Linked DNA regions of Homo sapiens: regions 2 and 3 are each linked to region 1. Evidence: read pairs that join two places in POLR2A ChIA-PET (ENCODE). Cell type or tissue: PC-9. All regions are shown on one strand.

Region 1 (4,000 bases):
ATCACCTCCTTTATCATCTCAAGGATCAAGAGGAGCTAAAGGTCACCCATTAGATCATTTCCTCACTCCACAGACATCTATCAAATACCTACAGAGTGCCAGGCACTAGGATCAGCATCAGTGATACCTCTCACCCAAAGGAATATGCTCTTTGGCTTGAGGCAATCGGCATTCAGTTAGGGATGAAGATACAGTATGATGGGTACATATTGGGAACACACAAGAAGGAGTGATTATGTGGAAGAACCTAGTAAGCCTGTACTGAGAGGACAGCATTTAAATTGGGTGGGGGAGAAATTCGCCAGTCAGAGAATAAGGGAAAAGGCATTCATTCCAAGAAAGAAATCTGCATGTGTAATGCCCCAAAGTATAAAGAGTCAAGCGTTTCAGAGCGGGTGGACCACAGGGTGCTTGTGAGGGAGAGGAAGGTGGGAGCACTGGAAAAGAAGGTGGTGGAGAGATAGCAAATGATTTGCAGCAAATTTCCACCAAAGGATTTTAAGTAAGGAAGTGAGAAGATTTGATTTATCTTAGGATAATATTTGAAGGAAGTACAAACTAACATAATAGCAAATAGACATAGGAAGACAAAGAGGCTGTTGTAATATCATAGAGAAAAGAAAATATTGCTGAACTAAGTCAGTGGGGGGTGGAGAGGAGGGAGTATATTTGATAGTTTCAGGAGGCAGACTTAAAGGTCTTCATGAGCTATTGGATATGAGGACTGAAGGAGGGATTTTAAATTTGACAGCTATGAAGATATGATGCCCTTAGCTGCGTAAATACTATGAGAACAGTAGAATTGGGGAAAGCCAAAAATGACAAAGTGGAGAGAGTTTTATTGGGTTTCTTGAGCTTCAGATGATAAACACCCTCGTCCAGTAGATATGTGCAATAAACAGAGGATCCAGGGATAGAAAGAAGTTACAGATATATAAACAGGGCTCACTGGTGTGTGCAGCTATGGTCTGAATGCTTGTGTTCCCTAAAACTTCGTATGTCGAAATCATAACCTCCGTCAATGATATTAGGAGGCAGGACCTTTGGGAGGTGAGTGAGATTGGTTCCATTCACTAATGGGCCTCTTTTTAAGGGCACTCATTCCATTCTTTCTCCACCCACATGAATTGGATTAGTGCCCTTAGAAAAGAGACCTGCTGGGAGCTCATTTGCCCCTTTGTGCCATGGGAAGAAACAACTAGAAAATGCAGTCTGTGAACCAGAAAACAGGCCCTCACCAGACACTAGATCTACTAGCACCTTGATCTTAAACTTCCTGGCTTCCAAAACTGTGAGAAACAATTTTTTGTTTGTTTATAGCTACCTAGTTTACGGTGTTTGGTTATAGCAGCCCAAATGGGCAAAAATATAGCAGTTGAAGCCGATCTAGTGAATGAGGTCATTCACAAAAGCATTTATGATGCTTGAAGAAGGTAAAACTAAAATTATTATTATTTTTTTAAGACAGAGTCTCATTCTGTCACCCAGGCTGGAGTGCAGTGGCTCCATATCGGCTCACTGCAACCTCCGCCCCCTGGGTTCAAGCGATTCTCTTCCCTCAGCCTCCCAAGTAGCTGGGATTACAGGTGCCCACAACCCCACCTGGCTAATTTTTGTATTTTTAGTAAGGATGGGGTTTCACCACATTGGCCAGGCTGGTCTTGAACTCCTGACCTCAGGTGATCAGCCCACCTTGGCCTCCCAAAGTGCTGGGATTACAGGTGTGAGCCACTGCACCTTGCCTAAAATGAAATTTAAGTTAATTCAAAAATCTGGGCCACTAGGTATACAAGCATTAATTAGACTATTGAAACATATTAAAGTTAAATGACCTAAACCACTGTTTAAGTACCATTGTTTAGGGGATTACTGATACTTGGTAAGTTATTAAAAAAATTGATACTAACAAAATCTAATCTTAATAGTTTCATTAAAGATAATTGAATTATCTTCTTTTTATAAGTCATATTCTTAATGTCTGTCAAATTTCCAAATTGTTAATGTCAGAAACAGTAAAATCTAGCAAAATGGACATAGATACATAGATACATAGATATAGACATAGATACAGAGTTAGCTCAAATAGAGTTGTACATGTAGACATAGATATAATTCAGTATTTGTCTCCATGAAGGGGTGCCTCTTCTAATGTCTTACTTTCTACCTTTCAATCTCTGCATTTTTCATCCTAGGAGGATCTGTTTATCACCATCAGGTAACTTCCAGTTCATATTTGCCTCAGTATTTCCAACTTTGTTTATCCAAGGAGAGTGACTCATGCTTTTGACAAGATATTTTCATTGCAAGTGTGTGTAGGCACTTAGCACTGTAGCAATGTCATTCTGACATGGCATGCCGAGAGTGACCTGTAGCAGAATTCCCAAGTGGATCTGAGAATGGAAACTAGAAGTTATTTTCAGCACCATCCTTTGGTTAGACCTGCACAAAATCGGAGGTAATTCAGATATCCTCAGTAAGTTGCCCAGCAATTTCCATTAACTGTGCCATTTTGGATGATTTTATTGCTATGACCCTGAAATGAAAATGGACCAGATTTCATTTTACTCCTCTTCTTTCTTTGCCCTATAGAGCAATGTGAGTTCATGCAATTATATCCCCAAGCACACAGCCTAGGCAGATGTATATATGAGCCGTCACATAAAATCCCTACACATTTACACAGTGTATTTGGATAACATACACACATAATAAAGCTTTCCATAGATACTTTTTCATTCTATGTTCTCACTTCTAAGTGAGCTGAAAATCAACGCAAGAGATCACTAGAATGTTTCACCCAGATGACATTATTGTCATATGTGCCATACCATAATTCATACATTAATATGTAAAAATGACATTTTTTAATAAAATGTGTCACTTTAATTTAGAGCTGAAGGAGAAGACATAGGAAAATATTTTCCAATTCATTAGGCCACAGGCCCAAAGAAATAAATCCTTCTGATGAATCCTGTCATCACATTGTAATTCCAACACTTCAATATTCTGAAATTAACCAGACCCATGCCACCCCCACCTCACTATTTCAGCCTAAAATGCTTCCAGAAAGTTCCCCAAGCACTAGCTGTGAAATTACATTGTGTACTAATGGGAGACCTAGGCAGGAGGTTAAAGAGGGTTTTTTGCAGTGTGTAACTGATTTCAGATAAGCAGTGAGCTCATGTATCAGGAAAATGACTTGTTTCCTTTTCACATTTTACACAGTGTAGCAGCCAAGGTAATTTTATGAGCAAGGATTTTGCTGTTGCTGTTACGAATATGATTGTGCATAAGCCAAAATTTGCTGCTGGAGCCCCAAAGCCTTTGAGGATGGCAATTATTTATTGTCTTTGGAGGGATTCTTCTTCCTCATGGTCCCATCTAGACCAGGTTTTCAAGAAAGCTCTTGATCTAGTCGCCATTGCAAGAAAAAATGAATTGGTTAGTTGGGGCTGCCATCACTATTCTATTTTGATTCCTCAGGACTTCCTCAGATTACACCCATCTCTGGCCAGCAAAATGCCATGAGAGACTTGGGATTTTTCTTATAGGCATATCTTAGAACTTTCCTGCTAACTAGAAAGACAGTCAGCTCCTTGAAACCAAAGCACCCCCAATCCTACTCTGAGTCAGAGAATGTTTCCTATTGACTTTAAATATGTTCCTCTAAACATCTTATGAGCATGAGTCTTGGGGAGGAATTTAGTTCCATTTATAAAGCTTTGATTTCTAGAGAAACTCAAAGTCAGCACAAACATACTTCCATTTCCTAAGCAGTCTCTCAGTATATGCCTCTTGAATACATTCAACAGCATTTATTGAGCACCTACTATATGTTAGTGTTTGGGATATATCTGTGAACAAAATGAATAGCCCCATTCTCAAAAGTCTTCATGATGAAATACTTTAAGAAACCCTGTGTTAAAACCCTGTGTTAAAACTCTGTATTTAAAACAGTTAAATACTTTAAGAAACCCTGTGTTAAAAAGTCCCTGTAGAG
Region 2 (4,000 bases), 330 kb before region 1:
TAGCCCTGTTGTTTCCTGCCACTCAGGTGTATCTGGAAGTCATTCACGCTTTCTCCCACTTGAAGCAACATTCTTCAACCACTATTTGTTATAGCCATTGCCAATGGACATTTCTGAGTTCAAGGGTTTGGGCTGAGCTCCTGGGGCCTGTTGCTGCCACAGTCGCAGAGTCATCCCCTCTTGAGGACACAATGGTCTTGCAGGTGTGAGGGCCATCAGAGAGCCTTTCTCCCAGGAGCTCTGCTCAGCCCAGGGCGCTCCACAGTGAACTGGCCTGGACCCCTCATGACAGCTCTCTAGGCTCTCTCCCACGGCCTCTTCCTCAGGGACAAACCAGCCCCCAGGAGTCCCCAGGTCGTGATCAGTTCCAGAATCCACTCTCAAAACATGAAGTTACCCTGCCTCAAGGTCACAAGACTCAGGCAGAGGCCAGATTGTGTTTAGGCCTCTATACATTTTGTGATTTTATTTCAGAATCTTTATTTTTCTTTCTGACAATTTCTAATGACTTAGAATCAGAAGGGCAGAGATTAAGAATCTTATTCTTTCCCTAACTAGAAAAATCCAGGGCCTTCTCTGATTCCTCATTCTCAGTAGCCTTTAAATTCTTCATAGCAATTTTTCATATTAAATTTTTCATATTAAAATTTTTCACATTAAAATAAAATCCAACCTATTAACATAGCTTATTACATATATATATCTCATCATATGATCAAAAATATAATACTGCAAAAATTTTGTTAGTAACACCAAACAAATGACACAATTATAAGTATTTCTGAATTCTAAATACTCTATCAGAACAAGAAAAGAAATGCATTAAGGGAATTCTCTGCTTAAGACTCTGTGCTAGGCATGGTCCAACATACTGTAAATGTAAACTGTTCTTAGGTGAGTTAACTCTTTTTCATAGTTTTGAGCTTCCCAGAAAATTATATAAATGCCCCCCCTAGATTGCAGGCAAAAGATTCCGCATTTAAGAGAGTCAGAGTAACGTTAGGCTTCAGCCAGTTCTAGATGTTTACCCAAGAAACCAACTTATTGTAGAGCTATGAGATCACTTAACAATTTCTTCACACAGATGTGATATTTTGTCCAGACATCTAGAATGGCCCTCTGTTGCTTACCATAGTAAGACTAAATTCGTCCATTTGACTTTCAATGGCCTTTAACATTTGGACTCTGCCAGATTCCAATGTGATTGCATAAAGCACTTTTAATTCAAACCTCACCATATTGAATGGTCTCCACCCACTCAACATTCTCATAAGACCTATTTCCCCTTCCATGCCTTTTCCTAGGATACCCTTCCTTCCCCTCCTGGCCAATTCAAATCTCACTCTCTCTTGTAAGGCTGTATTAGTGCATCCTCGATGGATGCTTCCCAGAGACTATAAACCAGCCCCCCTCCAATACTGGATGTAACCTATTCAGCACAATTTAGGCCTAAAGGCAATCACATTTGGGACAGTTATTTAACAACCTCTAAAGCATAGTGCTGATTTTATTGGGAATATAACACACCCTTGGGATTCAATGGTTCAGCATTTTAAAGTTTATGGTATCAGGAGTGGCTGTCAAGCTCTCATCATCCTGCGATGATTTATGCATTGCTAAGGCTGGGACTGAGGTGGCCTGTACCCAGGGAGCTCAGGGGTGGGGCTTTCTCCAGTCTAGTGAGTGGGCAGAACAGGACAGGGCAACCTCCACTTCTGCTTGGCCAACCTCTGTCATGGCTCATATAGCGACTTCGAAGGTAGGGTTTACACTCTTTTTGCTCTTTTTTGAAAAATATTGTTAATAGCTTTAATTTCATGTTTATAGAATCACTGAGATTCCTAAGGTATTCATTCAATTGTTTGTTTATTCTCTACACAATTTTATGGGGGAAGCTACATGCAGTTTTTTGCAAAAAAAGCTCACACATGTGAAGTCTTAGCTGTGATTATTACATGCAATGGATATTTTGTTAACTGATATGTGTGTGTGTGTGTTTAGGTATATAATTTTCTTCTAGGCAGGAGCTTTAAAAATATTATTCTTGTGTAATAGAAGTGGCAAATCAGATTTTCTTTTAAGAAATTATGAAGTATACTGGTAGCAGGAGAAGAAACAGAAAAACAAGAGTAAGGAAATACAGAGAGGACTTGGAGGGGAACCCTAATAGCAGAGTTCTAGAAAAATTATTGGCAAATTCCTGCCACAGAAAACAGAAGGAGCTAACCTGGTCTTCGAATCATCTGGTCCCAGTTCCCTGTAATCACCTTTTCCCCATAAATCTAGATGTGTGGCTTTCCCAAGTCTGGGTTCCACATGGGTGAGTTTCCTGATATCCTGTTTCCCTGCACAGCCACATGAGAAACACCTTGTTTCTGAGGCAATTTTAGTGAGTCTCTCACTTTTTTTTTTTTTTGGCAATCAAAAAAGTCCAATATGAGTCATTTCTGTGACCATCTCTCATAGAAGATGATTTTAGGATGATAAGCATTTTTGATTAGATTTATTTTGAAATAGTTACTGACCCACATGGTGAGAGGTTCATGAGTGATGAGCCTTTTGAAAAGCATGTTTGTGCTTAAAGAGATTTACAAGAGGACATCTTCCTGTTAATGTGTCACTTCCCTTTGACTCAAAGGAATTCGGTGGAGGATAGTAAGTTCCAAAATAAGCTGACACATCAATAACTACAATAAATCCTCCCAACTGATCTAACAGAGGAATCCAACTGAATATTCCAAGCTCACCTTCAGTAGATAGAACAACTTAAGTCTTTTGGAATGAGACCCTTTGATTACTTATGACATTTGTGAGTTTCACTTAAACCCAGGGGTGCAGGAAGGGATGCCCTGTTGTATTCTCTGTTCTTTGAGGATTGTAGAAAATGTCCAAATATTATGCTTGTGCTATTCCAACCTGGCCATGATTTAATACAAACACAGATAGACACTCTCTTTTTCCATTTTTAATTTCTTCCTTCCCTCCCTTTCTCCTTCCCTTTCTTTCCCTTTATTTTGTTTTTCTTCTCCTCACCATCCCTCCTTCAAAAAGTGTGTACTAAAACATGTGCAGTTTTAACTTCCTGCTGAAAGATAATTCCCCTAGATGAATTATGATTATATTTTGTAGAGAGATCACTGTTCACAAGCCATAGAAGTAATACGTGTTGCTTGGCCAAATTTGAGCTGGCTTTTATCTCTGGCATTTCCTCATTTCAGGAAAAAGGTTTTGAGGCTCTTTACTGAAGCAACATCAGAACTTAAGTCTGGTCAGTTCTCATATAGAACCTCAAGATACCAGTGAGAACTTTTTTTGATGGCACCTAGGTCCAGTTTCAAGTTTACCTTTGAGCCTAGCTATAGTTCAATCTTCCTGGCTTATTCCTCAGGACATGTCAAGAGGTTATGTTAGAACTTCAAAATGACTTATGTGGTAGCAAGAATTAAACTATTATCCTAGTTTAAAAACTTGAACTCTACAATAATGCACCAAACCTGCTGCTACCATCCACGCTCAGCAGGACAGGGGATGTTTGCTAGGAGTAAGTACAGAAGGTCACTGTTCCCAGGCCACAGCCCTCAGCCTGGTCCATGGGAGCCTTCATCATCTGCTCCCAGCTCACTTGCTCAGACCCATCTTCTCCCACTCTTTCTCTTCCTTTGTTAGTTTCCAGCCACAATAAATGACTTGCAGCTCATTCACAGTTCCCTCAGTGGCCTCGTTCACCTCCATGCCTAAGCCTTTGCCCATGATTGATCCACTGCATGGCGTGCCCCTCCTGGTGTCTCAATCTTGGTTTCCCGCAGACGCAGCATCTCATGTCTTCTCTGGCCTTCAATGTAGGGGAGTGCTCCTTGCATGAGTCCCCTACCGTCCTGACCATGACATAGTACTTGTTGCACTGGTTATAATTGCCTCTCTATTTTGTCAGTCTTTCCTACTAAGTTTTCCTACAGACAGGGTCTTCTGTAACTTTTTCATCAGCATATCCCTAGCTTTC
Region 3 (4,000 bases), 170 kb before region 1:
TCCAAATATTATGAGATTTTTTCTATCTATCCTTCTGTTACTGATTTCTAGTTTAATTCCATTTCACTCTGAGAGCAGATAACGCGTGATTTTTATTCTCTTGAATTTGTTAAGGTGTGTTTTATGGCCTAGAATGTGGACTATCTTGGTGTATGTTCCACGTAAGCTTGAGAAGGATGTGTGTTCTGCTGTTTTTGGATGAAGTAGTTGATAGATGTCAATTATGTTCATTCAGTTGATTGATGGGACTGTTGAATTCAACTATGACCTTACTGATTTTCTGCCTGCTAGATTTGTACCTTTCTGAAAGAGGGACATCGAGGCCTCCAACTCAAAATTAATAAAAAGAAAAATAAGTTCTTATATAACCCTCACTGATTCCTTCTCTGATCTTTTTCCCTTCTTTATGTAGAACTGAGAATCTGAGCTATATAATTTTTCTTTCTTCTGAATAACTTCTTTTAATCTTTCTTGCAAAGTAGGTCTTCTGGCAACAAATTTCTTCCATTTTTGTTTGTCTGAGAAAGTCTTTGTTTATTCCTCACTTTTGCAAGATAATGTTAAGAATACAGAACTCTAACTTGGTGGGGTTTTTCTCCTCTCAACACTGTAAATATGTCATACCACTGTCTTGCTTGCATGGTTTCCGAGGAGAAGCTGGATGTAATTACTATCTTTGCTCCTCTATCTCACCTCACATAGATAAGGTGTGTTTTTCCCCTCCTCTGGTTTCTTTCAATATTTTTTTCTTTGACTTTCTGAAATTTGAATACGATATGCCTAGGTTTAATTATTTTGGCATTTACCCTGCTTGCTTCTCTTTGAGCTTCTTAGATCTGTGATTTAATGTCTGGCATGAATTTGGGGACATTCTCAGTCATTATTGCTTTAAATATTGCTTCTATTTCTTTCTCTCTTTCTCCTCCTTCTGGTATCCCCATTACACATATGTTACACTTTTTGTAGTTGTCCCATAATCCTTGGATATTCTGTTCTCGTTTTTTTTTCTTTCCTTTTCAGTTTTGGAGGTTTTTATTGTCATATCTTCAAACTCAGAAGTTCTTTACTCAGCTGTGTCCAGTATAATAGTAACCCATCAAAAGTATTCCTCATTTCTGTTAAAGTGTTTCTAATCTCTAATATTTCTTTTTGATACATTCTTCAAATTTCTATCTCTCCACTTAGAGTATCCATTATCTATTGTCTACCTTTTCAATTAAATCAATTAGCATATTAATCACCATTGTTTTAAATTCCTGGTCTGATGATTCCAACATTACTGCCCTGTCTAACTCTGGTTCTCATGCCTTCTTCAGTCTCTTCAAAGTATTTTTTGCCTTTTAATATGTCTTGTTCTTTTTTTGTTGGAGGGTAGATTTGAAATAGTGGGTAAAAGAAAGAAACGGAGGTATATAAGTCTTTAATAATATAATGATCAGGTGTCGGGGAGGGAAATTATTCTAGAGTGACATGATTAGGCCTCAGGTTTTTGGTGAGCCTGTGCCCTGTGGACTGTGAACTTCACCAGTGCATCTCAGGTCCCCTAGCCCCCAGTCCCATCCCCTAGCATTGCATGAAACAGGATGGCTAGAGGGAGCTGGAATTTTTTTTCTTTTTCCACAAGTGGAAGGCTAACGGGAGATCAAGATGGGAATCTCCCAAGTGGATTAGGCTCTGACAAAACTTCCGAAGTTGGACTCTGGTAAAATAGTTTCTCCCAAAGACAGGCCTTGCTAAGAAGAACAGAATGCCCTAGTATATTTTGAAAGGATTCCTTTTCCCCTTCCCCTGCAAGAAGCAGGAGGGAATTTTTTTTTTTTTTTCTCACTTTCACTGTGAATGCCTCACAGAGCTTCTGGAGGTAAAATTCACAGAAACATGAGGGTCCCTTATGACTGGGTTCCCCGCAGCATTTTTAACTCTCAGACTTGTCCACAGTAAACAAGCCTCCAGCTATCTGTCAATTACAGCTCCAGTTTCTCTATCCCAGCACTGGTTCCCATGGTGGTTTTGCGTATGGGTTTTTGCTCTGGTCTATGTTGTGATTCTTTGTATCCATCTGTTTCTCCAATTTAAGGGACAATGGTTTTCCCTGTGATGTCACTTCTCTGACTAATCTAAAATGAGTTGTTGATTTTTCAGTTTGTTTAGCTTTTTAGTTGCTAGACTGGAGTGGTGACTTCTAAGCTCCTTACCTGCCGGCTGGACTGGACACCAGAAAGCTCCATATATTTTTATGTGCAGTGCTTTTATTTTTATTTTCATCATTTTCTAAATAGGGGCAAATCTAATCAAGAAGTTAATTTTGGCTGGGTGCTGTGGCTCATGCCTGTAATCCCAGCACTTTGAGAGGCTGAGGCGGGTGAATCACGAAGTCAGGAGATGGAGACCATCCTGGCTAACGCAGTGAAAACCTGTCTCTACTAAAAATACAAAAAAATAGCGGGGCACGGTGGCACGCGCCTGTAGTCCCAGCTACTCAGGAGGCTGAGGCAGGAGAATCGCTTGAACCCAGGAGGCAGAGGTTGCAGTGAGCCAAGATTGTGCCACTGCACTCCAGCCTGGGCAACAGAGAGAGACTCTGTCTAAAAAAAAAAAAAAAAAAAAAAAAGTAGTTAATTTTAAAATTAATTTTATTCAGGGCATTTATTTTATTTCAATTAAAAAATAAGCACTTCACACTGTGGACAGTACAAGGCAAATCTGATGTTTATTTTTTATTAAGCAGCTCATTTTTTCCCTAGCCCCACTTCAACTTAAAAACTGTAGAGTTGAGGTCCATGCGACTCTGCTAAAATAACAACAGTCCTATCCTCTCATAGCTTGGCCTTGCCACTTTGATTAAAGGAGATTGTTCTTTCATTCCATTTACCCTTTAATGTAAATTGTAGACATCTACTTTTTTTTTTTTTTTTTTTGAGATGGAGTCTCGCTCTGTCGCCAGGCTGGAGTGCAGTGGTGCGATCTTGGCTCACTGCAACCTCTGCCTCCTGAGTTCAAGCGAATCCCTTGTTTCAGCCTCCCAAGTACTTGGGACTACAGGTGGGTGGCACCAAGCCCAGCTAATTTTTGTATTTTTAGTAGATATGGGGTTTCACCATTCTGGCCAGTATTGTCTCGATCTCTTGACCTCATAATCCGCCCGGCCTCAGCCTCCCAATTTTGGGATTACAGGGATGAGCCATTGCGCCTGGCCGACATCTACCCTTTATGTAGTGCAATGTGTCCGTCTTTGCCATAGAGGGTAGATGACTACAATCTCCTGAGTATGCTTCTCTCTGGCTCTTCCTGTTTCTATCTGCAACTCAATGAATGACCTCACTTCATGAAGCAATGCGTCACTGCCTATGTCCTTCCTCATTCTGCCATCTTGCATTTGTGGCAGCTGTAATCTCCAAATGGATAATGGATGAAATGTACTGGTGGATGTGGACTAGGGACAAGGAGTTGTCACCAGCTGTCTCAGAAAGCATTTCTTTCACAGATTAGAGCATTTCTGAGTGTTTTTTGGTGCAGCAATGCTTCATGTCTGTCAGATGGATCTTCTACGTGTCTGTGAGATATAGCAGAGAGCATATAGTGCCTCCTCTCTGCTTCACATTATGTCTTATGTTTTCTCTTTCAAAAGGAATATGTGGACGCTCCAGAAAGTTTTCCAATCCCATCCATCACTCATGTAACTCTTTATATTGCTTCGGATGAAGGGAGGTTGTAAATGAATTCTCTCAGAGTCTCTGCTGGGACAACTTTCTACCTCCCCATTGGTTTCATGGAGAGTTGAGAGACAGCGAATTAAAACAATTAGCTAGCTGGCATCACAGCCCTCAAGTCATAAAGCATCTGAAAATGCCTTTATTTAACTTGATAAGCCCTTAAACTAACTTGACAGCTTTTATACCCTCAATGGTAACTCACCCCACACCTTCAGAGGATCTAAATTTCTGGGTTAACAAAGAATCTGCCAAAACCTTCCCTTAGAAATTCTGGACTGGTGAGATTG

The links. Peaks named below come from ENCODE experiments on the same cell type or tissue, not always from the same donor. Only the 100,000 strongest peaks of a DNase experiment are listed, where the experiment ranks them.
Region 2: POLR2A ChIA-PET joins it to region 1 with 11 read pairs; 1 of 35 experiments calls an interaction of 5 or more read pairs at or near these places.
Region 3: POLR2A ChIA-PET joins it to region 1 with 5 read pairs; 2 of 35 experiments call an interaction of 5 or more read pairs at or near these places.

The regions. Positions count from the first base shown.
Region 1 is chr7:41,570,910-41,574,909 of GRCh38, forward strand. No RefSeq gene overlaps it. Among named protein-coding and RNA genes, the nearest start is that of INHBA-AS1, 120 kb to the right of the region's middle. In PC-9, no CTCF peak of the experiment used is centred here; a DNase peak (open chromatin) is centred at 2,312; H3K4me3 peaks cover 452 bases; H3K27ac peaks cover 2,701 bases.
Region 2 is chr7:41,236,595-41,240,594 of GRCh38, forward strand. No RefSeq gene overlaps it. Among named protein-coding and RNA genes, the nearest start is that of LINC01449, 140 kb to the left of the region's middle. In PC-9, no CTCF peak of the experiment used is centred here; a DNase peak (open chromatin) is centred at 2,477; H3K27ac peaks cover 1,909 bases.
Region 3 is chr7:41,397,295-41,401,294 of GRCh38, forward strand. No RefSeq gene overlaps it. Among named protein-coding and RNA genes, the nearest start is that of INHBA-AS1, 290 kb to the right of the region's middle. In PC-9, no CTCF peak of the experiment used is centred here; a DNase peak (open chromatin) is centred at 2,127.